Linked DNA regions of Homo sapiens: all the other regions are linked to region 3. The links are chromatin loops, found by intact Hi-C in ENCODE. Cell type or tissue: CD14-positive monocyte. All regions are shown on one strand. Region 1 overlaps LOC107985340 (a long non-coding RNA gene). Region 2 has its middle 59 kb from the start of TRPM4. Region 3 overlaps SNRNP70 (small nuclear ribonucleoprotein U1 subunit 70).

Region 1 (8,000 bases), 130 kb after region 3:
CATGAGGACTAGCTGGGCCGCAGCTTAAAGGGACATTTCATAGCTTAAAAAAGACAAACTGTTGGTCCTGCCACCTCCAACTACAAAGGTGTTGCAACTGATAAGCCTTTTGGGATCTTGAGGACGCCACATCTCACGTGTGGAAATTTCACTAACGTGGCTGCAGCAAGTGACCAGACAGATGGCCGCATTTGAGTGGGAGCCTCTTTAGCAAGAGCTTTTTAAAATCAAGCTCCACCCAGGAGCTCTTTATCTTCTTCAGAACCCACGGGATTACAGACATCTGCACCAGCCCCCGTGGGACCTTGGAGTCCAGGAGAATGAATACCAAGGCATTGATGCTCATGCTCCCTGCTGGCTGGTGAGTAATAAAGTCCCTTGTCTCTGGCCCAGGAGTCTTGTGTCTTCTGGCAACATTTGTGAAACAGTAATGGGCTAGCTTGTTTTATTTTTATTTTTATTTTTTATTTTATTGATTGATTCATTGAATTAGGGACAGGGTCTCACTCTGTCACCCAGGCTGGAGTGCAATGGTGCACTCCAACCTGGGCTCAAGTGATCCTCCCACCTCAGCCTCCCGAGTAGCTGGGACTACAGGTGCATGCCACTATGCCCAACTAATTTTTTACATTTTGTAGAGACGGTCTGGCTACATTGCCCAGAGTGGTCTCGATCTCCTGGGCTCAAGGGATCCTCCTGCTTCAGCCTCCCAAGGTGCTGGGATTACAGGCATGAGCCACTGCACCCAGCCCAGGCTGGCTTGTAAGTAGGACAAAATGAAAGTCCGGACCTGGTAGTGTGGAAAAGGATGGGATGTTGACAGAGGCGTGGCTTTCTGGAATTGGAAGGACAGGGCCTCCATGGGCCTGGTTCAAAAATATGAGAAGAATCCCTGGGATCCAGTAGGGAATTCTCTCATCCAAGTAGAGGAGGATGGCCAGGAATAGAGGTCTTCACTGTCCTACTTGTATTTTTTTTTTTTTTTTTTTTAGATGGAGTTTCACTGTTGTTGCCCAGGCTGGAGTGCAGTGGTGCAACCTCGGCTCACTGCAACCTCCGCCTCCTGGGTTCAAGCAATTCTCCTGCCTCAGCCTCCCGAGTAGCTGGGATTACAGGCAGGCACCGCCACGCCCGGCTAATTTTGTATTTTTAGTAGAGACGGGGTTTCTCCATGTTGGTCAGGCTGGTCTCGAACTCCCGACCTCAGGTGATCCACCTGCTTCGGCCTCCCAAAGTGCTGGGATTGCAAGCATGAGCCACCGCACCCAGCCTGTCCTACTTGTTAATGAGGCTCAGTGGCTACAGATAGGATCAAAATCAGTGGGCAAAACAGTGGGCAAATGGTGCCTGGCTGCACCTGGGTTCTTACCCTTCTCCAGGCAGGTGGAGGAAGAAATGGGATCATGAAAATGAGACAACAAGCCCCAGGGACCCAACCAAGAGGCAGCATGGCTGTGGCCGCTGGGTCAAAGGGTCTCTGAAACCGAAGTGGTATCAGCAACAAGGACCTTGTTATTTGTTTCTTTGTTTTGAGACAGGGTCTTGCTCTGTCACCCAGGCTGAAGTACAGTGGCGCAAACATGGCTCACTGTAGCCTCAAACTCCCAGGGCCAAGGGGTCCTCCCCACTCAGCCTCCCGAGTAGCTGGGACCACACGTATGCACCACTACACCCAGCTAATTTAAAATTTTTTTGTAGAGATGAGGTCTCGCTATGTTTCCCAGGCTGGTCGTGAGCTCCTGAGCACAAGTGATGCAATCACCTCGGCCTCCGAAAGCCCTGAGATTACAGGCATGAGCCGCTATGCCCTGCCTTGCTATTTGATATTGAGCCTTCAGTGGGCTGAAAACATTAGTGAAGATCCCACCCTGCGAGTGTTTCTGGCCCCACCACGGTCCAATTTGGATCCAGTCCACAGCTGGGTGCAGGGCTGGTCAAAGATGCTGAGGACTGGGAGGGCTGAGCCTGGCCATCTGTGGAAGAGCAGAAAGAGAGGGGCCTCTGTGCCTAAGAACTTGCTGGGTCCTGGGAGGTACCTGGGTTGCAGCTCTGGCACTGATCCTGGAGGGAGGAGCCAAGTGAGCCGATAGAGAGGTCAATAATGAAGTTTTTTTGTTGTTTGTTTTTTGAGATGGAGTCTTGCTCTGTCGCCCAAGCTGGAGTGCAGTGGCATGATCTTGGCTCACGGCAAGCTCTGCTTCCTGGGTTCATGCCATTCTCCTGCCTCAGCCTCCCCAGTAACTGGGACTACAGGTGCCCGCCACCATGCCTGGCTAATTTTTTGTATTTTTTATAGAGACGAGGTTTCACCGTGTTAGCCAGGATGGTCTCGATCTCCTGATCTCATGATCCACCCGCCTCTGCCTCCCAAAGTGCTGGGATTACAAGTGTGAGCCACCATGCCCGGCCCTTTTTTTTTTTTTTTTTTTTTTTTTGAGATGGAGTTTCACTCTTGTTGCCCAGACTGGAGTGCAATGACGCGATCTCTGCTCACTGCAAGCTCCGCCTCCCAGGTTCAAGCAATTCTCCTGCCTCAGCCTCCTGAGTAGCTGGGACTACAGGTGTGCACCACCACACCTGGCTAATTTTGTATTTTTGGTAGAGACGGAGTTTCTCCATGTTGGTCAGTCAGGTCTTGAACTCCTGACCTCAAGTGATCCGCCCGCCTCGGCCTCCCAAAGTGCTGGAACTACAGGTGTGAGCCACCGCGCCCGACCAACAATGAGTTTTTTTCCCCTGCCTTTGCTGTCCCCCTGGGATGCCCCCCAGCCCCAAGTTGCTCCAGGGCTGAGGCTGTAGTCCCTGACCCACAGACTTCTTGGTCCAAGTACCTGAATTCAACCAGTCAGGCTCCCAGTGGGAAGGGAAGCTGAAGAGATCTCGTTGGGTGTGGCACCTAGAGCCAATTCAATGTCCCGCTGTGTGGTTTCCACGACTGAGCGGGTGTAATTGGTACTGATGCTTTACATGCTCGAAAAAACTACACATGCCTTGTTATCAGAGGATTCTACCAGTCGGAGGCTGTGGCATATGCCGCCCTCTTCACCTCTACCAGAAACAATGTGGGATCCCAGTAGAAAAGGAAACACAACTGTAATGACTAAATGGCTGCTGGAGTGCTCCGGGAAGCCGTTTCCCAGTGCCACAGTGCCACCTGCCTGACACGGCCACCAAGTACACTCCTTTTAAAAAGAAAGGGCAGCTGGGCTGGGTGCGGTGGCTCACACCAAGAGGTGGGTGGATTGCTTGAGTCCAGGAGTTCAAGACCAGCCTGGGCGACATAGTGAAAACCCATCTCTGTTTTTTTTAAATTAAAATTTTATTTATTTATTTTGAGACAGAGTCTTGCTCTGTGACCAGGCTGGAGTGCAGTGGTACGATCTCGGTTCACTGCAACCTCCACCTCTGGGGTTCAAGCGATTCTCCTGCCTCAGCCTCCCCAGTAGCTGGGATTACAGGCACCTGCCACCATGCCCAGATAACTTTTGTATTGTTAGTAGAGACTGGGTTTCACCATGTTGGTCAGGATGGTCTTGATCTCTTGACCTTGGGATCTACCCACCTCTGCCTCACAAAGTGCTGGGATTACAGGCGTGAGCCACCGTGCCCGGCCCTGTCTCTCTTCTAATAAATAATAAAAAAAGAAAAGAAGGCCGCTATGAATCACTATTAAGCTCTCCTTGAAAGCAAACGCCTGGCTTGTGGTGGCCTTTGACTCCCCAGCCTCACACCCTTGTTCTCGGGTAGGTTAACTGCAGCTTCACTAGCAATACCGGAAATGGCCAAAGGTAAAGGGTACGTCTAAGAGCACAGCTGGTCTGGTCCTCAGGTCTTCTGAGTTTTACATACAAAAGTCACAGCTACCCCTGTTTCTTCTGTTTTCTGTTTCGAGACGGTCTTGCTGTGTTGCCCAGGCTGGAGTGCAGTGGCATGATCGTGGCTCACTGCAGCCTGGAACTCCTGGGCTCAAGCGATCCTCCCACCTCAACCTCCTGAGTAGCTGGGACTATAGGCATGCGCCAGCATACCCGGTTAATTTTTTAATTTTTTTTTTTTCCAGAGACAGAGTCTCGCTGTGTTGCCCATGCTGGTCTTGAACTCCTGGGCTCAAGCAATCCTCCTGCCACGGCCTCCCAAAGTGCTGGAATTACAAGTGTGAGCCGCCGCACCCCGCAGCAGCTACCCCATTTGGAGAAAACTCTCCTCCACTCCCCTGCCTGAGGCAATTCCTCTGGCTCAATGGGGCCCTCAATTCAAACGGGTTCCCTTAAACGGCTGGGCGCATTCCACTATGTTAAACCTAAAGATGTCCACTAGGGGGCAGCAACCACCTAACCCCAACACCAACTCCGGAAGACATTGATTGCAGTTTGGTTGATATTTAAGGTATTCAATGGGACTTTGTAACTTCCTCACTATCTGCGGGTGTCTGGTATTATTGATTGTTGGATCATCTTCCTCAAGAATCAGCTCAAAAAGGTTTCTGGTTTCCCCTTCCTACCTCTTCCTGATCCACACACTTTATTTATTTATTTTTTGAGACAGATGCTCTGTTGCTCAGGCTGGAGTGCAGTGGTGCCATCTCGGCTCACTGTAACCTCTGCCTCCTGGGTTCAAGCGATTCTCCTGCCTCAGCCTCCCAAGTAGCTGGGATTATAGGCGTCACCATGCCTAGGTGATTTTTGTATTTTTAGTAGAGATAGGTTTCACCATGTTGGCCAGCTGGTCTCGAACCCCTGACCTCAAGTGATCCACCCGTCTTGGCCTCCCAAAGTGGGGGGATCACAGGCGTGAGCCACCACACCCGGCCGCACACACTTTACTCAGGCCGTTTGGTCACTGAATGTGGCAGTCCCAGAAGAGGCTTCATCTCTTCTTGGCTGCATCTTGGATAGTCCCTGAGACAGAAGTGTTGGAGGAGTTACAGAGACCCGAGGTCAGGAGATCGAGACCATCCTGGCTAACATGGTGAAACCCCGTCTCTACTAAAAATACAAAAAATTAGCCGGGCTTGGTGGCGGGCGCCTGTAGTCCCAGCTACTCAGGAGGCTGAGGCAGGAGAATGGCATGAACCCGGGAGGCGGAGCTTGCAGTGAGCCGAGATCACACCACTGCACTCCAGCCTGGGTGACAGAGCAAGACTCCGTCTCAAAAAAAAAGTACAATTTTGCCCGCTGACCATTGTTGGGAATGATGCATCTTTCTTTCCGCTGGACAGCCTGGTGGTCATGCCCTCCAGATGGCAGTTGAGTCCTGAGGGGGCCAAGTAGGGGATTCAAACTAATGCTGGTTTAGGCACCAGAATCCCCTTGTTGGACCGACATGGTGCTAGATCAGGAGTTGGCACACTATAGCCTGTGGGATACATCTGGCCTGTGACCTGTTTCTGTGTGGTCTATAAACTAACAAAGCTTTTCATATATTTTAAAGAATGTGTTGTTGTTGTTGTTGTTGTTGTTGTTTTTGAGATGGAATCTCGCTTTGTCGCCCAGGCTGGAGAGCAGTGGTATGATCTTGGCTCACTGCAAGCTCCGCCTCCTGGGTTCACGCCATTCTCCTGCCTCAGCTTCCCGAGTAGCTGGGATTAAAGGTGCCCGCCACCATGCCCGGCTAATTTTTGTATTTTTAGTAGAGACGGGGTTTCTCCATGTTGGCCGTCCTGGTCTTGAACTCCTGACCTCAAGTGATCCACCTGCTTCAGCCTCCCAAAGTGCTGGAATTACAGGCGTGAGCCACGGCTCAGCCAAGAATTGTTTAAAAAAAAAAAAAAAAAAAAAAAGCCAGGTGTGGTGGCTCACCTCTGTAATCCTAGCACTTGGGGAGGCTGAAGCAGAAGGATCACTTGAGCCCAGGAGATCAAGACTAGCCTGGGCTATGTGGTGAAAGCCTGTCTCTACAAAAAATTAAAAATTAGCTGGGTGTGCTGGTGCACGCCTGTAGTCCCAGCTACTCGGGAGGCTGAGGTGGGAGGATCGCTTGAGCCTGGGAGGTCGAAGCTGCAGTGAGATATTATTGTACCACAGCTCTCCAGCCTCAGTGACAGAGCAAGATCTTGTTTCAAAAAGAAAAAAGAAAAAGATGACTATGCCACAGAAAACAAATGCCCTACAAAACCCAAAATACTATTACCTGGTTCTTTCCAGAAAAAGTTGGCTCACTCCTGTGTTAGTTGAAACAACCTGCTGATATTACTTATGTGGCTTAACTGAGACAATGTAACGGTAATTCCAGCCAAGCTTAACAACAAAATCCAATGACTGTCTCTTCTCAGGTTGGGGAGGTAAGCTGTGGCATGCCCATTGTGGATGGGGGTTGCTTTTAGGCTCATCTGTTGTCACCCTGTAATTGTTTGTAAAGACATCAAAGATCAGATCAGTTTTTTTATTTTTAAATTTCTTTTTTTGGTATTTTAGCAGATCAGCCTAAAGTTCTCTGCTCTGCTTATAATGGACAATAGAGTCGCCTTAGACTATATCCTGGTTGTCCAAAATAAGATGTACTGGTCCTCTGGGACCAGTTTTTACTTTTTTTTTTTCTGAGATGGAGTTTCACTCTTGTTGCCCAGGCTGGAGTGTAATGGCATGATCTCAGCTCGTTGCAACCTCTGCCTCCCGGGTTCAAGCGATTCTTCTGCCTCAGCCTCCCAAGTAGCTGCGATTACAGGCATGTGGCACCATGCCCGGCTAATTTTGTATTTTTAGTAGAGACGTGGTTTCTCCATGTTGATCAGGCTGGTCTTGAACTCCTGACCTGAGGTGATTCCCCCTCCTCGGCCTCCCAAAGTACTGGGATTACAGACGTGAGCCACCACACCTGGACTTTTATTTTTTTTTTATTTTAATTTTATTGTATTAGAGACAGGGTCTTGCTCTGTCACCTAGGCTGGAGTACAGTGGCGTGATCTTGGCTCACTGCAACCTCAACCTTCTGGGTTCAGGGGATCCTCCCGCCTCAGCCTCCCAAGTAGCTAGGATTACAGGTGTGCCACCACTTCTGGCTAATATTGTTTTTGTATTTTTTGTAGAGATGGGCCTTCACTACGTTGCCCAGGCTGATCTTGAACTCCTAAGATTAAATGATCTGCCGGTCTCAGCCTCCCAAACTGCAGGGATTACAGGCATGAGCCACCTTGAGACTTATTCACAGTTGGCTGAGTCTAGGACCCTGGGGGACATAGTTGAGAGTTGAGGTCAATACTCAAGGTTGGCCTGATCTTGCTGTTGGGAGTCCCATCAAAAGTAGCCTTAATTAAAGGCCGAATGAGACAAATTGAAGTGATTTTTTTTTTTTTTTTTGAGATGGAGTCTCTGTGGCCCAGGCTGGAGTGCAATGGCACAATCTTGGCTCATTGCAACCTCTGCCTCCCAGGTTTAAGCGATTCTTCTGCCTCAGCCTCCCAAGTAGCTGGGATTACAGGCACCTACCACGACACCTGGCTGTTTTTTTGTATTTTTAGTAGAGAAAGAGTTGCCCCATGTTGGCCAGGCTAGTTTCAAACTCCTGACCTCAAGTGATTTCAGCCTCCCAAAGTGCTGGGATTACAGGTGTGAGCCACCATGCCTGGCCTGAAGTGATTTTATTCCAGCCTGTTAGTTAGATGAATCAGAGTGGCTGATGGGTGTCAGAGTCATTTGAAAACTTGCCAGAAGCTAAGATGATGCGGGTCTGGGGGTGGGTATTGCTGTGTTGGGAGACTGTCCTCCACAGTTGTCTTGTGTTTCCTGCATGTTGTGTGGGGTGTGCATGGCTGCAAGGCCCTGGTCACTGTTTCTTCAGGGTTGTTTACGCAGCTGGCAAACTTGAGCAATGAGGCAACCCCTCCCCTCTCACAAAGAGAGGCTTGCTTGTTGATTGCTATAAAGAAGAGGGGGTTCCCTAAGCTCAGTGCTCCTCTCCTGTAATACAACCCTCTGTACGTGCAGGCATCCACCTGGGCCCTGGCATTGCCCTTACAGAGTTTGGAGAGAAAGGAGAACCAATGAAAACATGCTGTGTTTATG
Region 2 (8,000 bases), 120 kb after region 3:
TCTCCTACCTCAGCCTCTGGAGTAGCTAGGATTACAGGTGCCCGCCACCATGCCCGGCTAATTTTTGTATTTTTGGTAGAGACGGGGTTTCACCATGTTGGCCAGGCTGGTCCCAAACTCCTCATCTCAGGTGATCTGCCTGCCTCGGCCTTCCAAAGTGCTGGAATTACAGGTGTGAGCCACCACACCCGGCCACTTTTTCTTCTTTTCTTTCAATAAGGTCTCACTCTGTCACCCAGGCAGAAATGCAGTGACTCAATCACAGCTCACTGCAACCTCCACCTCCTGGGCTCAAGCAATTCTCCCACTCAGCCTCCTGAGTAGCTGGTTCTACAGGCTCACACCACCATGCCCGGCTAATTTTTTGGATTTTTGGTAGAGATGGGGTCTCACCATATTGCCCTGGCTGGTCTCAAACTCCTGGGGTCAAGTGATCCACTCACCTCGGCCTCTCAGAGTGCTGGGATTACAGGCGTGAGCCACCGTACCCGGCCTCCAGTACTTTCTATATATGTGTGTCCAGCATTGTTTTAAGTGCTTCACGTGCGCTACATCAGTGAACCCTATGATAACCATACAAGGTAGGTTCTATTATTGTCTCCATTTTGCAGATGAGAAAAGTGAGACACAGAAAAGTAGCTCAAATAAAGTCACACATAGAAAGTAGCTGAGTTGGGGGTTGGGCGTGGTGGCTCATGCCTGTAAAACAGCACTTTGGGAAGCCAAGCAAGTGGATCACTTGAGGCCAGGAGTTCGAGACCAGCCTGGCCAATATAGCAAAACCCCATCACTACTAAAAATACAAAAATTAGCCGGGTGTGGTAGCGGACACCTGTAGTCCCAGCTACTCGGGAGGCTGAGGCAGGAGAATCACTTGAACCCAGGAGGCGGAGATTGCAGTGAACCGAAATTGTGCCACTGCACTCCAGCCTGGGTGACAGAGCAAGACTCTGTTTCAAAAGAATAATAAAAAATAAAAATGGAAAGTGGCTGCGTTGGAACAGAAATCTGGGCAATCCAGAGAGCATCTGTAATGCACGATTTTATATTTGGAAATGTCAACTGCCGTGAAGTCACAGGAACTCACTCAGTCCATGTGCAAGTTTGAGCTTTTGTCTCTCAGCTGCAAATCCACCCTTGCCTCCGCTCTGTGATGTTGGGGCGGAGCCTCTGCAAGCCACGTTTTTGCTTTCCCAGCTGGGTTGCTATAAGCCCCGGCCTAAAGAGGGCGCTAGACGGAGACCGGCCATTGGAGGAGGAAGCAGGGATTTGCTCCACCTATTTGCTTCAGGCATCCGAGCAAGCGTCGCCCCAGAACAACGCTCCCTCTGACAGCAGCAGTTGCTTCCAGGTTTTTTGTTTGTTTGTTTGTTTTTTGTTGTTGTTGTTGTTGTTAAGACGGAGTCTTGCTCTGTCGCCCAGGCTGGAGTGCAATGGCGCGATCTCAGCTCACTGCAACCTCTGCCTCCTGGGTTCAAGCAATTCTCCTGCCTCAGCCTCCTGAGTAGCTGGGATTACAGGCATCCGCCACCACGCCCAGCTAATTTTTGTATTTTTAGTGGAGACAGGATTTCACCATGTTGGTCAGACTGGTCTCGAACTCCTGACTTCAGGTGATCCAGCCACCTTGGCCTCTCAAAGTGCTGGGATTACAGGTGTGAGCCACCACGCCCGGCCCTCTTCCAGGTTTCAAGTTTTATTTTTTTGGCACCTCCCTAACCTGTTTCTTTTTCTATTTCTGTCGCCCAGGCTGGAGTGCAGTGGTCGAGGCTCACTGTAGCCTTGACCTCCCAGGCTCAAGCCATACTCCCGCCTCAGCCTTCAGAATAGCTGGGACCACAGGTGCACGCCACCACACCCAGCTAATTTTTTGTTTTCAAATTGTTTCGTAGAGATGGGGGTCTCGCCATGTTGCCCAGGTGGGTCTCAAACTCATGGGATCAAGGGATCCTCCAACCTCGGCCTCCCAAAGTGCTGTGATTACAGGCATGAGCCACCACGCCGGATGCCATAACCAGCATCATTGTCAGCCTTCTGTCACACCAGCGCCACCCTGGTAGCCCCTGGCTCTAGTCTGGGTTTCAGTTCTGCAGGGCTGCTGCCTCAACATTTTAGGTTCTGATAGCTGTATTCTCAGTCCTGGAGTGACAGGTGTAGCCTGCAGTTACTATTTTTATACGGTGCAGTTACTATTTCTGCGCTGTTTCTTCTCATTCCTTTCACGGTTTCCTGAGACCTGTTTAATTTATCTGAGACCCGTGTATTAATTCATCTCTGTTGAAGTATCTATATAACAGGAAAACTCCAGGTCGTGTGTGTAGAAATCTGACGTGAGTCATCAAGATGGAGAATTTGCACGAATTCCACATGTAAAGCGATTTGGAGACCAAAAATTCCTTAATTGAAGAGGAGGCTGGTACTCTTGAGGAATTACCCTAAAATAACTGCTGCAAGCTTATATTTTGCATCTTCCATTCAAATAGGACTTGTCTCCGTTTATGCAGTAACTGTGTATTGGGGAAAGGAAAATACTCAGACCTTTTAGGGATTAGCAGACACTGGCCCGGCCTATTTATTCATTTTTGAGATGCAGTCTCACTCTCTTGCCCAAGTTCGAGTGCAGTGGTGTGATCACAGCTCACTGTGGCCTGGCTCAAGTGATCCTCCTGCCTCGGCCTCCTGAGTAGCTGGGATCACAGGTGCACGCCACCATGCCCATCAAATTTTTTTTTAAAAAAATTTAGGCCAGTGCGGTGGCTCATGCCTGTAATCCCAGCACTTTGGGAGGCCGAGGCAGGTGGATCACCTGAGGTCAGGAGTTCGAGACCAGACTGGCCAACATGGCGAAACCCTGTCTCTACTAAAAATGCAAAAATTAACCGGGCATGGTGGTGTGTGCCTGTAATCCCAGCTACTAGGGGGGCTGAGGAAGGAGGATCACTTGAACCTGGGAGGCGGAGGTTGCAGTGAGCCGAGATCATGCTGCACTCCAGCCTCCGCAACAGAGCGAGACTCCATCTCAAAACAAACCAAAAAATTGGTCTTTAATAATTTTTTATTTTTGAGACGGAATCTCGCTCTGTCACCCAGGCTGGAGTGCAGTGGCGCGATTTCAGCTTAATGCAACCTCCACCTCCCGAGTTCAAGCGATTCTCCTGCCTCAGCCTCCTGAGTAGCTGGGATAACAGGTGTGCGCCACCACGTCTGACAAATTTTTGTATTTTTAGTAGAGACAGGGTTTCACCATGTTGGCCAGGCTAATAAAGTTTTAAAATAAAAAAATAAAAGAAAAAAGAAAAATACACCACATTTGAGGTATTTTCCAACCCATTTAGTGAGTAACCTACAAAAATGCCAACTCGGAGTGTCGTCCAAGTGCGTGAGAAGGCTCTGCATCCGGCTGATGCTGAGCTTAAGCTCAGTCTTGTGACTCAGCAGCTCACATGATACTCAGAAAAGAATGTGGCAAATCGAGATGCTGTATGACCTCCAGAAAGTGCCAATAGGAGCATTTTCCGGCATAAACTCGTAGGGTTTTGGCACAAAGCCATGCCATCTTCTGCACACAACTCATCTCTGTGAAGAAACAATTCCTTGTCTCGGTTAGAGATAGATACCTGGCCATGGAGCACCGAGCAATGATAAAACCTGAGCTGACCATCAGGAACTCGGTGTAATCCGACCCACAAATCCAGAAGATTGAGCACAGGCAATGGCAGTGCATCAGGTGGAAATAAGAAATAAAGTGTTGGCCGGGCGCCATGGCTCACTCCTGTAATCCCAGCACTTTGGGAGGCCGAGACAGGTGGATCACCTGAGGTCAGGAGTTCGAGACCAGCCTGGCCAACATGGAGAAACCCCCATGTCTACTAAAAATACAAAATTAGACAGGCATGGTGGCGCATGCCTGTAATCTCAGCTACTCCGGAGGCTGAGGCAGGAGAATTGCTTGAACCTGGGAGGCAGAGGTTGCGGTGAGCTGAGATTGCACCATTGCACTCCAGCCTGGGCAACAAGAGCGAAACTCCATCTCAAAAAAAAAAAAAAAAAAAAAAGAACTAAGGTGTTGGCATAAGCAATGACACAAGCAAATTGCTTGAGTGGACAGCACAGACCGTTCTGCCATCTATACCCACTGTTTTGTCTTCTCTCCATTTATACCCATGGCTTCATGGACAGCTCCTCATGACTTTTTTTCTTTTCTTTCTTTCTTTTTTTTTGAGATGGAGTCTTGCTCTGTTGCTCAGGCTGGAGTGCAGTGGTGCGATCCTGGCTCACCACCTCTGCCTCCCAGGTTCAAGTGATTCTCCTGCCTCAGCCTCCCGAGTAGCTGGGACTACAGGTGTGCACCATCACGCCCAGTTAATTTTTGTACTTTTAGTAGAGACGGGGTTTCCCCATGTTGACCAGGCTGGTCTCAAACTCCAGACCTCAGGTGATCTGTCCTCCTCGGCTTCCCAAAATGCTGGGATTACAGGTGTGAGCCACCGCACCAGGCAGCTCCTCGTGATTAATTGAACTGGGGAGGACACAACTTTGGGCTGGTTTTTAGATGGCTCAGCATGATATACTAGGATTCTCAGAGTCAGCCACATTGCAGCCCTCAGAGGAACCAGCACTAGCCTGGCAGTCTCCCTTCCCAGAAATCTGAGCCCCAGCTCAGCAATGCCCACTTCTGAGCTGGGCAGCAACCCTGAGCAACCAATCTCAAGAGCCCTGAGGTTCATCTGATCCTCTCTTTGGTAACATAGCAGGATTGGCTCAGCAAGCCTGCGCTGACGCCACAGATACAGAAGAACAGGCTGATACCAGCTGCTGAGCCCCAGAGGCTGCCCTTTTCTAGCCAGAACATTTTTTCTGACCAGGAAGCTGTCATCGCCACATAGCTGTTTCTCCTCTTCCCCGATTCTATAAATACAAAAACACAGTCCTTCTTTACTGGGATGCTGCTGGCCACGGTGCAGGCAGACCGTTCATGTTTAGCCGGAGTCACGGGCTGGAGGGATGCTCCCTCCTCTACCTGTGCGTCTTCCCTCAGTGAATCTATTCCTGTCTCTATCACACAGGCCTAGTGGTGTGTGTGACAGTTGGTGACCACAGAGGAAAATTCTCCATCTGTCCTGCTGCCGTGTTCTTTTTGTTTGTTTGTTTTTAGACGAAGTCTTGTTCTGTTGCCCAGGCTGGAGTGCAGTGGCGCGATCTTGGCTCACTGCAACCTCCACCTCCCCAGTTCAAGGGATTCTCCTGCCTCAGCCTCCTGAGTAGCTGGGATTACAAGTGCCCGCCACCATGCCCGGCTAATTTTTGTACATATATATGTGTGTGTGTGTGTGTGTGTGTGTATAGGTATATACATATATATATGTATATATACACATATATTCGTATATATGTGTATATACACATATATTCGTATATATGTGTATATACATATATATTTGTATATGTGTATATACATACATACATATGTATATACACACATATGTATGTATGTATGTATGTATATATATATATATGTATTTTTTTTTTCTGAGACTGAGTCTTGGTCTATCACCCAGGCTGGGGTGCAGTGGCACAATCTTGGCTCACTGCAACCTCTGCCTCCCCAGTTCAAGCCATTCTCCAGCCTCAGTCTCCCGAGTAGCTGGGACTACAGGCGCCTGCCATCACGCCTGGCTAATTTTTGTATTTTTAGTAGACACAGGGTTTCACCATGTTGGCCAGGCTGGTCTCGAACTCCTGGCCTCAAGTGATCCGCCTGCCTCAGCCTCCGAAAGTGGTGGGATTACAGATGTGAGCCTGTGAGCCACCACACCCAGCCTGGTGCTGTGTTTGCAAGCAACATGGAGTTTGGCCCACTATGGAGGTGGAAGACATTCCCTCCTAATGGTGGTGGCAGGTCACATGTAAGGCCAGTGAGTAAACTGGATGTCCATGAAGCCAGGGTGGGCAGCAGAGCTGTGGTCAGCTAGTGCAGTGTACTCTGGAGAGGCTGCTGACGGGGTGGGGATGGCTGTGGTGTCCCCTCACCCGGGACCTGGTGAGGCCCCCTAAGATGCTGTCTGTTCCAGGTCTCAGGTGCAGGGAAAGACAGATGACTGTAAACAGAATGTGTAAGACACCAGAGGCCCCCAGACAAGCAAGTCATTTGAAAAACATGGTTCATTGTATACAAAAAGAAATCTCTAGGTAGCGGGGCTGCAGGTTTTCAGAGGAAAGGAGGCAGGAGGCTGGGATGAGGGCTAAAGAGTGCAGATGCAAATTACAAAATTAACCGAGTGTGGTGGTGGGCGCCTGTGGTCCCAGCTACTCAGGAGGCTGAGGTGGGAAGATCACTTGAGCCTGGGAGGTCGAGGCTATGGTGAGCCGTCATCACGCCACTGTACTCCAGCCTGGGTGACAGAGGGAGACCCTGTTTCAGAAAAGAAAAAGACGGAGGCCAAGGAACTGGTAATATCAAAAGGACGACGAGTGTAACTAGAGGGAACGGAGCTGTAAGGTTGGCTCAAAGCTGCAACCAAGCAAATGGGCTGCGGCCAAAACTGGGATGGATTTGCCTTTTTATTTATTTTTTATTTTTATTGTATTTTTTTGAGACGGAGTCTCACTTTGTCACCCAGGCTGGAGTGCAGTGGTGCAATCTCGGCTCACAGCAAATTCCACCTCCCGGGTTCAAGCGATTCTCCTGCCTCAGCCCCCCAAGTAGCTGGGACTATAGGCACGCGCCACTACTCCTGGCTAATTTTTGTTTGTTTTTGTTTGTTTGTTTGTATTTTTAGTAGAGACGGGGTTTCACTGTGTTAGCCAGGATGGTCTCGATCTTCTGACCTCATGATCCACCTGCCTTGGCCTCACAAAGTGCTGGGATTACAGGTGTGAGCCACTGCACCCGGCCGGATTTGCCTTTTTAGAACAAAGACGTAGGCAAGCCAAGGGGCTGATACACACAACCAGATTAAGTTTGGAAAAACTGTGGGCATTGGACACACGCTTTTGCTTCTCTTGAATATCTAGGATTGGGATGGCTGGATGGTATAGGAAGTGTATGTATGACTTTATAAGAAATTGCCAAAATCTTTTCCTAAGTAGTTGCACCGTTTGAATTTTGAATTTCCACCAGCAATGCATGAGAGCGTTCTAGTGGCCCTGATCCTTACCAGGACCTGCTATTATCAGTGCTTATGATTTTTTGTGTTTTTTTTGAGACAGAGTCTCTCTCTGTCACCCAGGCTGGAGTTAGTGGTGTGATCTCGGCTCACTGCAACCTTCACCTCCCAGATTCAAGCAATTCTCCTGCCTCAGCATCCTGAGTAGCCAATATTACAGGTGTACACCACCACACCCAGCTAATTTGTTGTATTTTTAGTAGAGATGGGGTTTCACCATGTTGGTCAAGCTGGTCTCGAACTCCTGACCCCAAATGATCAACCCACCTCGGCCTCCCAAAGTGCTAGGATTACAGGCGTGAGCCACCATGACCAGCAAGTTGTGTTTGTTTGTTTGTTTGTTTGTTTGTTTTTAGCACAAAGTATTGGCTGGGCACGGTGGCTTACACCTGTAATCCCAGCACTTTGGGAGGCTGAGGTGGGAGGATCACTTGAGGCCAGGAGTTCGAGACCAGGCTTGGGCAACATAGTGGGACTTTATGCCTACAAAAAATTTTTTAAAATTAGCTAGGTGGGGTGGTGTGTGCACCTGTAATCCCAGCTACACGGGAGGCTGAGGTGGGAGGATCATTTGAGCCTGCGAGTTTGAGGCTACAGTGAACTATGATTGCACCATTGCACTCCAGCCTAGGTGACAGAGCAAGACTCGGTCTCCCCGCCCCACCCCCCCAAAAAAAAGGATCAGGTAATGTGTACAAGTTTTTGTTTGAAGACCTGTCTTCAGTTCTTTTGGGTAGGTACCTAGGGGTGGAATGACTGGGTCATATATATGCTAATTCTGTGCTTAACTTTTTGAGGAACTGCCAAACTGTTTTACACAGTGGCTGGACCATT
Region 3 (8,000 bases):
GCCTGTAATCCCAGCACTCTGGGAGGCTGAGGTGGGAGGATTACTTGAGTGATCCAGGTTCGAGTGGTGAATATGGTGAAACCCTGTCTCAACTGAAAATATAAAAATTATCTGGGTGTGGTAGCAGGGGCCTCTAATTGCAACTACTTGGGAGGCTGAGGCAGGAGAATCACTTGAACTCAGGAGGCAGAGGTTGGGGTGAGCTGAGGTCATGCCACTGCACTCCAGCCGGGGTGACAGAGCAAGACTCCGTCTCAAAAAAATGCAGTGGGCTGTGGGAGGATAGGGATGAAACAAGTCCGTCCACGTGTTGATAATGGAAGCGGGCTCATGGGAGTTCGTTATACTGCTCTGCCTCCATTAAATGCTTGAACTTCTCCATAATAGAAAAGAAATAAAAGAATGGATCAAGTTCAGTAGGGTTTCTGTGCCCTTGAGAGCCTCCACTCATAGCTATAGAAGCTTGCTGTGCCTTGTCACAATGAACAGCTCCCGTCAAGGGGACGGTGCCTCCTTGCTGAGCGCTTGTACTTGGTGTTACTGACTTTCTCACAGCTTCCAAGTGCAGCAGGGGTTGCTACTCCCATTTTTAAGATAAAGAAATGGAGGCTTGTTGAGGCAAGCACGCTTCCAAAGAGTGAGAGTTCCAAGATGGGACCTCGAGTACCTCAAAGCCTAATTCCCAACTCCACGACCCACTTCCGTTGAGTCTCTGCTCTGGGCTGCTACTTAGATGAGCCCTCAACCAGTGATGTCCTGAGGGAGAGCTGCCGTCAGGGCGCTGCACGCATACGCTGGCTGTGGGGCGCTGCCCGGCATTGGGTCTGTGCTACCTTCTTTGAGCTTTTGTTCTCTATCTTCAGGACTTGGGGGTACCATTGCTTTGCTGCATTTGCTTTTTACCTTTAGTCACATTTGTGGCCCCCCCACCCCGGGTAAGCAAGTGCTCCAGGGAACTCACACAGTGTGCTGGGGTGGTTTCCCTCTGGCTGCCCTTCAGGAAGCTCAGCTGTTGTTTGGCCTTCGTCCACTCCCCAGCCCTGCAGCATTCATTGGTCCCACTGTCATGCTCCACAGTAACTGTTAGAATGCCTGCTGTCTGGCGTTGCCGGGTGTGTTTCCTTGCTGCTGTGACAGCTTTCAGCTCTTCATTAAATGTTAGCATCTTGTGAGGCTTTTTCTAACCTGCCTTGTAAAGTCACCCGTTTCTATTCTCTGTCGTCATCTGATGTGATCATAGGATCTCCTTATTTACCTCTTTCATTAGCATATGAACCCCATGAGGGTAGACACCTTTTTTTTTTTTTTTTTGGAGACAGTCTCACTCTGTTGCACAGGATAGACTGTAGTGGCACGATCTCGGTTTACTGCAACCTTCATCGCCTCCCTGGTTCAAGCGATTCTCTTGTCTTAGTCTCCTGAGTAGCTGGACCACACCCAGCTAATTTTTTGTGTATTTTTAGTAGGGATGAGGTTTCGCTGTGTTGATCAGGCTGGTCTTCTTGAACTCTTGGTCACAAGTGATCCGCCTGCCTTGGCCTCCCAAAGTGCTGGCATTACAGCTGTGAGCCACTGCGCCCAGCACCTTTTTTTGTCTTGTTTACTGCGAAATCCCCAACAACTATAGCATTTCCAGGCACATAGTAGATGCTTAAGAATTACTTACTTACAAGAGCACAAACATCGGCGAATAAAAAGAATTACCTATTGAATGAATGAGAGTTAGCTGGTGCAAAAAAAAAAAAAAAAAAAGCCAGTGCAGATTGAGAGACCTGGCCATAGAAAATTACAACGCTCAGGGATAAGGTATGGCAAGGAACGTTTTTTGTTTTTTGTTTTTTTTTTCGCTTTATTGCCGAGGCTGGAGTTCAGTGGTATGATCTCGGCTCACTGCAATCTCCACCTCCCAGATTCAAGCAATTCTCCTGCGTCAGCCTCCCGAGTAGCTGGGACTATAGGCGCACACCACCATGCCCTGGTAATTTTGTATTTTTAGTAGAGACGGGGTTTCGCCATGTTTGCCAGGCTGGTCTCAAACACCTGACCTCAGGTGATCCGTCCGCCTTAGCCTCCCAAATTGCTGGGATTACAGGTGTGAGCCACTGTGCCCAGCCTGGCAAGGAACTTGAGGAGTGGGTGGAGAGAACGCTGAGATGGAGTTGTTTTCAGACGTTTCCATTTGTCCCAGATAGCGATTCCCTTAAATTGTGGCTTAGGCTTCTGTTTTCTAAAATATTCTTAGGCCAGGTGCGGTGGCTCACGCCTGTAATGCCAGCACTTTGGGAGGCCGAGGCAGGCAGATCACCTGAGGTCAGGAGTTCGAAACCAGCCTGGCCAACATAGTGAAACCCCGTCTCTACTAAAAATACAAAAGATTAGCTGGGTGTGGTGGTGTGTGTTTGTAATCCCAGCTACTTGGGAGGCTGAGGCAGGAGAATCGCTTGAACCCGGGAGGCGGAGGTTGCAGTAAGCCGAGATCTCGCCATCCATTGCACTGACCTTGGGCAACAAGAGTGACACTCCATCTCAAAAAAAGTACATTCCTTAAAGTCATCTTGACCTTAGTTTATACTTGTAGTTAAATTCTCTCATAAGAAACAAATCTGGCGGGACGCGGTGGTTCATGCCTGTAATCCCAGCACTTTGGGAGGCCGAGGAGGGCGGATCACCTGAGGTCAGGAGTTCGAGACCAGCCTGGCCAACATGGCGAAACCCCATCTCTACTAACAATACAAAAATTAGCTGGATGTGGTGGTGCACGCCTGTAATCCCAGCTGCTTGAGAAGCTGAGGCAGGAGAATTGCTTGAACCTCGGAGGCAGAGGTTGCAGTGAGACGAGATTGCGCCATTGCACTTTAAGCCTGGGCAACAGAGCAAGACTCTGTTTAAAAAAAAAAAAAATCTGAGACTTTATTTCTCTAGCTTCTGGCAACACCCACACTGTCTTCCTGAAAAGGTAGCACCCGAGGGTTCGGGGAAGGAGCCTGGTAGTTCAAGTGCCCGGGGTGAGAGGTGAAGTCTGCCTTGGCCCTTCGCCACTTTAACACCTCCCTTTTTCTGTGTCTCGAGTTTGTTCTGTTTTACTTCCATTTGCAAAATAGTAATAAATAAATATCAGTGTCCAGCACTGTGTCTGGGCCATAGTACGTGTTCAGTAAATTATATGTCTAATGTTCCATTATTGGAACGCTAAGCATGTGGGAGTTATTTATATCCTACTGCTCGGGTCATCACCAGGGTCTGATTTTTCACACGTGTCTGCAATTCAAAAAATTGCAACCTCTGGCATAAATGGGTTAATGTTATTCCTTTTCTCATGCTCTCCCAGAATGTGACAGGGCTTCCGAGGGAAACACTATACCATGGAAGAACCGGCAGAGTGTCCTTAAGGCCCCGGCAGGAGTCAGGGTCATTATGTGCTGGAGCCACCATATTTGGTGAAAAGGACTTATTCCCAGGCCTGACCCAGCAGGATCACCTATGAAATTGGTTTCTTAGGAGATTCCTGGCTCTTTTCTTTGGAGATTGTTATTCCTTAGTAGCCAGGTAGAACAGTTTGCCTCACAGTAGTGAGGCTGGAGTGAGAATCTGATCTGACGCTAGTCAGTTCCTGGGTTCCTTTTTAGAGACACAGGGCACAGACAGGAAAGCAGAGCTTACTTAGTGTTTGCTTTCCTGGCTCTCATTCTTAGCCTTGGGGCAGCTTGGTCTCAGGTTTTCCTGTGGGCTGTAGTTGCAGTCTGTGTCCAGTAGGTGGCAGTGTGGCCCTGCCTACAGGAGGGAGCTCAGAACCTGGGGGCATCAGCTGCATCTCCAGGGAGGCCCAGTTGGGCTATTACTGTTTGGATCACCTTGCATCTGGGAGCGATAGGGCCCTTAGGGTTTATGTAGGTCTGAAATGGCAGTTGGGCCTGCCCACATCCTGTCAGCTTGAAGTCAGCCTTACCTCCTCTCCTCAGCAGCCTGGATTATCTCTCAGCCACTCTGATAAAGCCCACTGTGCCTCAGAGAAACAGGTTCAGAGAGGGGCGTCCCTGAGGTTGCCAGGTCACCACCCATGTTCCTCCAGTTAGGGGCCTCTCCCAATGCCACCGTTTTCTTCTTGGCCTCTGCCCATCGTATTTGTTTTGCTACCTGAGACCATGGACACCTTCAACTTATAAAATTCCTTTCTTCCTGCACAGGGGACCCTCACAATGATCCCAATGCTCAGGGGGATGCCTTCAAGACTCTCTTCGTGGCGAGAGTGGTAAGTCCCCAGCTCCTAGCTCCTGGAACCCCACGCTGCTGAGAGCCTGGGTCTGGCACAAAGGTCAAATAGGCTAGGTACAGGGGAATGTTCCAGGGGCTGTGGGACAGCTCTGTTCTCCCATTTAACGTCATATCCATCTCCTTGTAGAATTATGACACAACAGAATCCAAGCTCCGGAGAGAGTTTGAGGTGTACGGACCTATCAAAAGAGTAAGTGGAGTGGGTCAGGGTGTTTGAATTGGGGGTGCATGGAGGAGGGGCTGTATCCTGAGAGGGAGGGAGAGAGGTCCCAGCCCTGAGCATGGCTCACACCATTTCAGGGCCTGGATTTATGCATCCTGACTGTATCTCCATGCAGCAGACCTTGGGCAGCAGAAGTAAAATGAGAAGTAATGACTGCTGGTGGTTGGTTGAGAGCAGGGGTTGGCAAACTACAGACTTAAAGTTTTCCTGCTGCTCAGCCAGGCAGGTCTGTTTGTTTACACATTGTCTTTGGCTGCTACTGTTGTAAGGCAGGGTTGGATTGTTGCAACAGTATACGGCCGTCCAAGCTGGAAATATCTACTCTCTGGGTCTTGGCAGAATACCTATGCTGAGTCCCGTTTTAGAGGAAGGCTTTGTTTTACCAATCTTCTTTTAAGTCACTGAAGTGCTCTGTGTCTGATTTCCTTTATCTAACATGGGAGACGCATGCCTTCACTGGGCAGTAGTGAGGGCTTGAGGCCATCCTACACACAAACTGATGTTAGCCATGTCTCTTCTCCCTGCTCTGTTTCTGATACGTCTTTTAAAAATATTTATACATGTCAGGCCGGGTGCAATGGCTCACACCTGTAATCTCAGCTCTTAAGGAGGCAGAGGCGGGAGGATAGCTTAAACCCAGGAGTTCGAGACCTGCCTGGGCAATATAGCAAGACCCCGTTCTCCACACAAAGGAAAAAAAAAGTATTGTTGGGCCAGGCACGGTGGCTCACGCCTGTAATCCCAGCACTTTGGGAGGCCGAGGTGGGCGGATAACCTGAGGTCAGGAGTTCGAGACCAGTCTGACCAACATGGTGAAACCTGGTCTGTACAAAAAAAAAAAAAATACAAAAATTAGCTGGGCATGATAGCGGGCGCCCGTAATCCCAGCTACTGAGGAGGCTGAGGCAGGAGAATTGCTTGAACCCAGGAGGCGGAGGTTGCAGTGAGCCGAGATCACACCACTGTACTCCAGCCTGGGCAACAGAGTGGGACTCCATCTTAAAAAAAAAAAAAAGTATTGTAGGCTGGGCGTGGTAGCTCACGCCTGTAATCCCACATGTTGGGAGGGCGAGGCAGGCAGATCACCTGAGGTCAGGAGGCAAGACCAGCCTGGCCAACATGGCGAAACCCCGTCTCTACAAAAATACAAAAGATTAGCCGAGTGTGGTGTCTCGTGCCTGTGTGTGTGTGTGTATGTGCATGTGTATATATGTGTACACACACACACACACGTTGTTCTGCCTTGCACAGCCCAGTGACAACCTTGGCCCCACCCTTGTCCCTCTGATCCATTCAAGTCAGGAATCTTGGTTGTGTTTTGGAGGCTGTGGGGTCCCAGGTTCATCCATGATACAGGTTGGTCGCCAACTGGTAGTGATGTGAATGGCGAACTAGCCATCCTTTAGGGACCAGCTCAAATGCTGTTACCTCCCAGAAATCTTCCCTGGTTCATTCTGGCCACCTCTGTCTCAACAGCCCTGCCTTGCCCGTTGTTCTCCCTGACATGGTCCCCAAGGGGTCTTTCTGACATCCAGAGCTGACCCCATCTCTGCTGACAGCATCCCATGGGTCCCTAGCATGTTAGGACAGGTCCAGCTGCCACCATCTGGCCTTCCAGGGCTCTTCCCCAAGCTGTGTGGCCTCATGGACCTCCACCCCACCCCATCTCCTCCCTTCTCTTGCTGCCATCCTCGGGATGGGACGCATCCCTCATCGTGCCACGTTCTCTCAAGCCTCCCTGGCTGTGCACGTGTCCTTTCTTTTTCCCTTAGAACTTCCCTGTCCTTGGCCAGGCACAGTGGCTCACGCCCGTAATCCCAGCACTTTGGGAGGCCGAGAAGGGCAGATCATGAGGTCAGGATTTCAAGACCAGCCTGGCCAACATGGTGAAACCCCATCTCTACTAAAGATACAAAAAATTACCCAGGTGTGGTGGCGCACGCCTGTAATCCCAGCTACTTGGGAGGCTGAGGCAGGAGAATCGCTTGAACCCGGGAGGTGCAGGTTGCAGTGAGCTGAGATTGAGCCATTGCACTCTAGCCTGGGCAACAGAGCAAGACTCTGTCTCCAAAAAAAAAAAAAAAAAAAAGAATTCCCGTCCCATTGGCATTCACAACTCCCTCCTGTTTCCCTAATTCCATTTGTGTCCTCCTGACTCCACGTAGACCACCCACATTGGCCCTTCCTTGCTCAACACCCTTCCCAGCTCCTCAGCGACCACACTTCTCGGCCTGGCATTGGGGCGCTTGATGACCCCGGGCCTGCCCACCTTTGTGGCTTCATCTCCTGGGACTCTCTGTCATCAGTACATGAGCCAGCCCTGCCGAAGCGCATCCCCAGCCTCCTGCCCTCCTGCCCCCGGGCCCTTGGACCTCTGGAGTTACTGCTATTCCACCTGACAGGCTGACACCTCACTGTCTTCCTTCATCTCTCTTCTTTCTTTAGGTCTTAGCTTAAGTGTCATTTTCTCCAGGAAGCCGCCTCTGTGTCCTCTGCTCCTGCCATTAGAACATAAGTCACTCAGGGCTCTTGAAGGACAGAGAGGGTCTGAGGCCTCATCCGGCCCAGGGCCTGGTGTGCAGGCTGTTGTGGGGTTGGTGGGGCGGAGCCGCCCTGTGGCAGGACTCACCCCTGTCCCCATGTGCCCCACAGATACACATGGTCTACAGTAAGCGGTCAGGAAAGCCCCGTGGCTATGCCTTCATCGAGTACGAACACGAGCGAGACATGCACTGTGAGTACCTCCCGCCGAGCCCTGCCCTCTGACCTGCTCTCACTTCTCTGCTGCCCCAGCCCCTCCCAGTCTGTCCCCTCCCCCACCCTGCCACACCTGACATTAGCGATGTCTCTTCTCCTCCTCCCTCTGTTTCTGATGTATCTTTTTTTTTTTTATATACGTGTTTTTTAAAAAACAAAAACCAAATCCCCCACAACGTGTGTGTGTGTGTGAACCTGGGGAGGTAAGTGTCACACGTTGAACCTCAGGGGCAAAGAGGGAACTGGGTGGGGGGCTGGGGCCAGCTGGAGGTGGGGGGAGGGGTCGGATTTTGGGGGAACCTCCCCCATTCCCCCCACTGAAGTTGGGGGTGGCCAGGTTGCAATGAGGACTGGCCTTTGAACCTGCCCTCTCTTCCCCCCCCAGTAGAACTGGGGCTGGGCCACCCGACCCTCCGCTTCCCCAACCCTGGCCCCCCACCCTGTTCCTCAGCGGGCAGTGGGGTGATAGGCATGTTGAGCGCCTGCCCCTACAGTTCCAAAGCCCCCTTTGAGGCTGCCGCGGCGTCCACATGGGCAGGGATGGGTGGGGGAGGGTGGGCAGGGCTGCGGCGTGTCCAGGGGCCGCCGTATTAATTGACTGTTCTTATTGTCACTGCAGCCACCACGCAGCTGGCTTGCAGCTGATGCTTACGCTCCCCTTACAACACCTCAGTGTATGGTTGGTATAAGGGTTTGTATCATGGGTAAGATCACTCAGCACCGCACACCAGCCCAGCTTAGCCAGGCA

What was found. Hi-C counts contacts between places; a loop is a spot of excess contacts. Peaks named below come from ENCODE experiments on the same cell type or tissue, not always from the same donor. Only the 100,000 strongest peaks of a DNase experiment are listed, where the experiment ranks them.
Region 1: it touches region 3 in a loop (4-fold over the local background); 19 of 110 quality-filtered maps call a loop at or near these places.
Region 2: it touches region 3 in a loop (4-fold over the local background); 77 of 110 quality-filtered maps call a loop at or near these places.

The regions. Positions count from the first base shown.
Region 1 is chr19:49,221,895-49,229,894 of GRCh38, forward strand. LOC107985340 (a long non-coding RNA gene) reads left to right here. Exons shown (of 3, transcript XR_001753971.2): 1 at 1-361. Among named protein-coding and RNA genes, the nearest start is that of TRPM4, 68 kb to the left of the region's middle. RefSeq lists an enhancer at 4,185-4,234. In CD14-positive monocyte, CTCF peaks have their summits at 3,200, 4,327 (motif pointing right) and 4,527; a DNase peak (open chromatin) is centred at 4,307.
Region 2 is chr19:49,212,797-49,220,796 of GRCh38, forward strand. No RefSeq gene overlaps it. Among named protein-coding and RNA genes, the nearest start is that of TRPM4, 59 kb to the left of the region's middle. In CD14-positive monocyte, no CTCF peak of the experiment used is centred here; no DNase peak of the experiment used is centred here.
Region 3 is chr19:49,094,243-49,102,242 of GRCh38, forward strand. SNRNP70 (small nuclear ribonucleoprotein U1 subunit 70) reads left to right here. Exons shown (of 10, transcript NM_003089.6): 5 at 4,185-4,249; 6 at 4,400-4,462; 7 at 7,148-7,229. Among named protein-coding and RNA genes, the nearest start is that of SNRNP70, 13 kb to the left of the region's middle. RefSeq lists enhancers at 5,674-6,529, 6,530-7,383. In CD14-positive monocyte, CTCF peaks have their summits at 3,746 (motif pointing right) and 3,950; a DNase peak (open chromatin) is centred at 3,749; H3K27ac peaks cover 680 bases.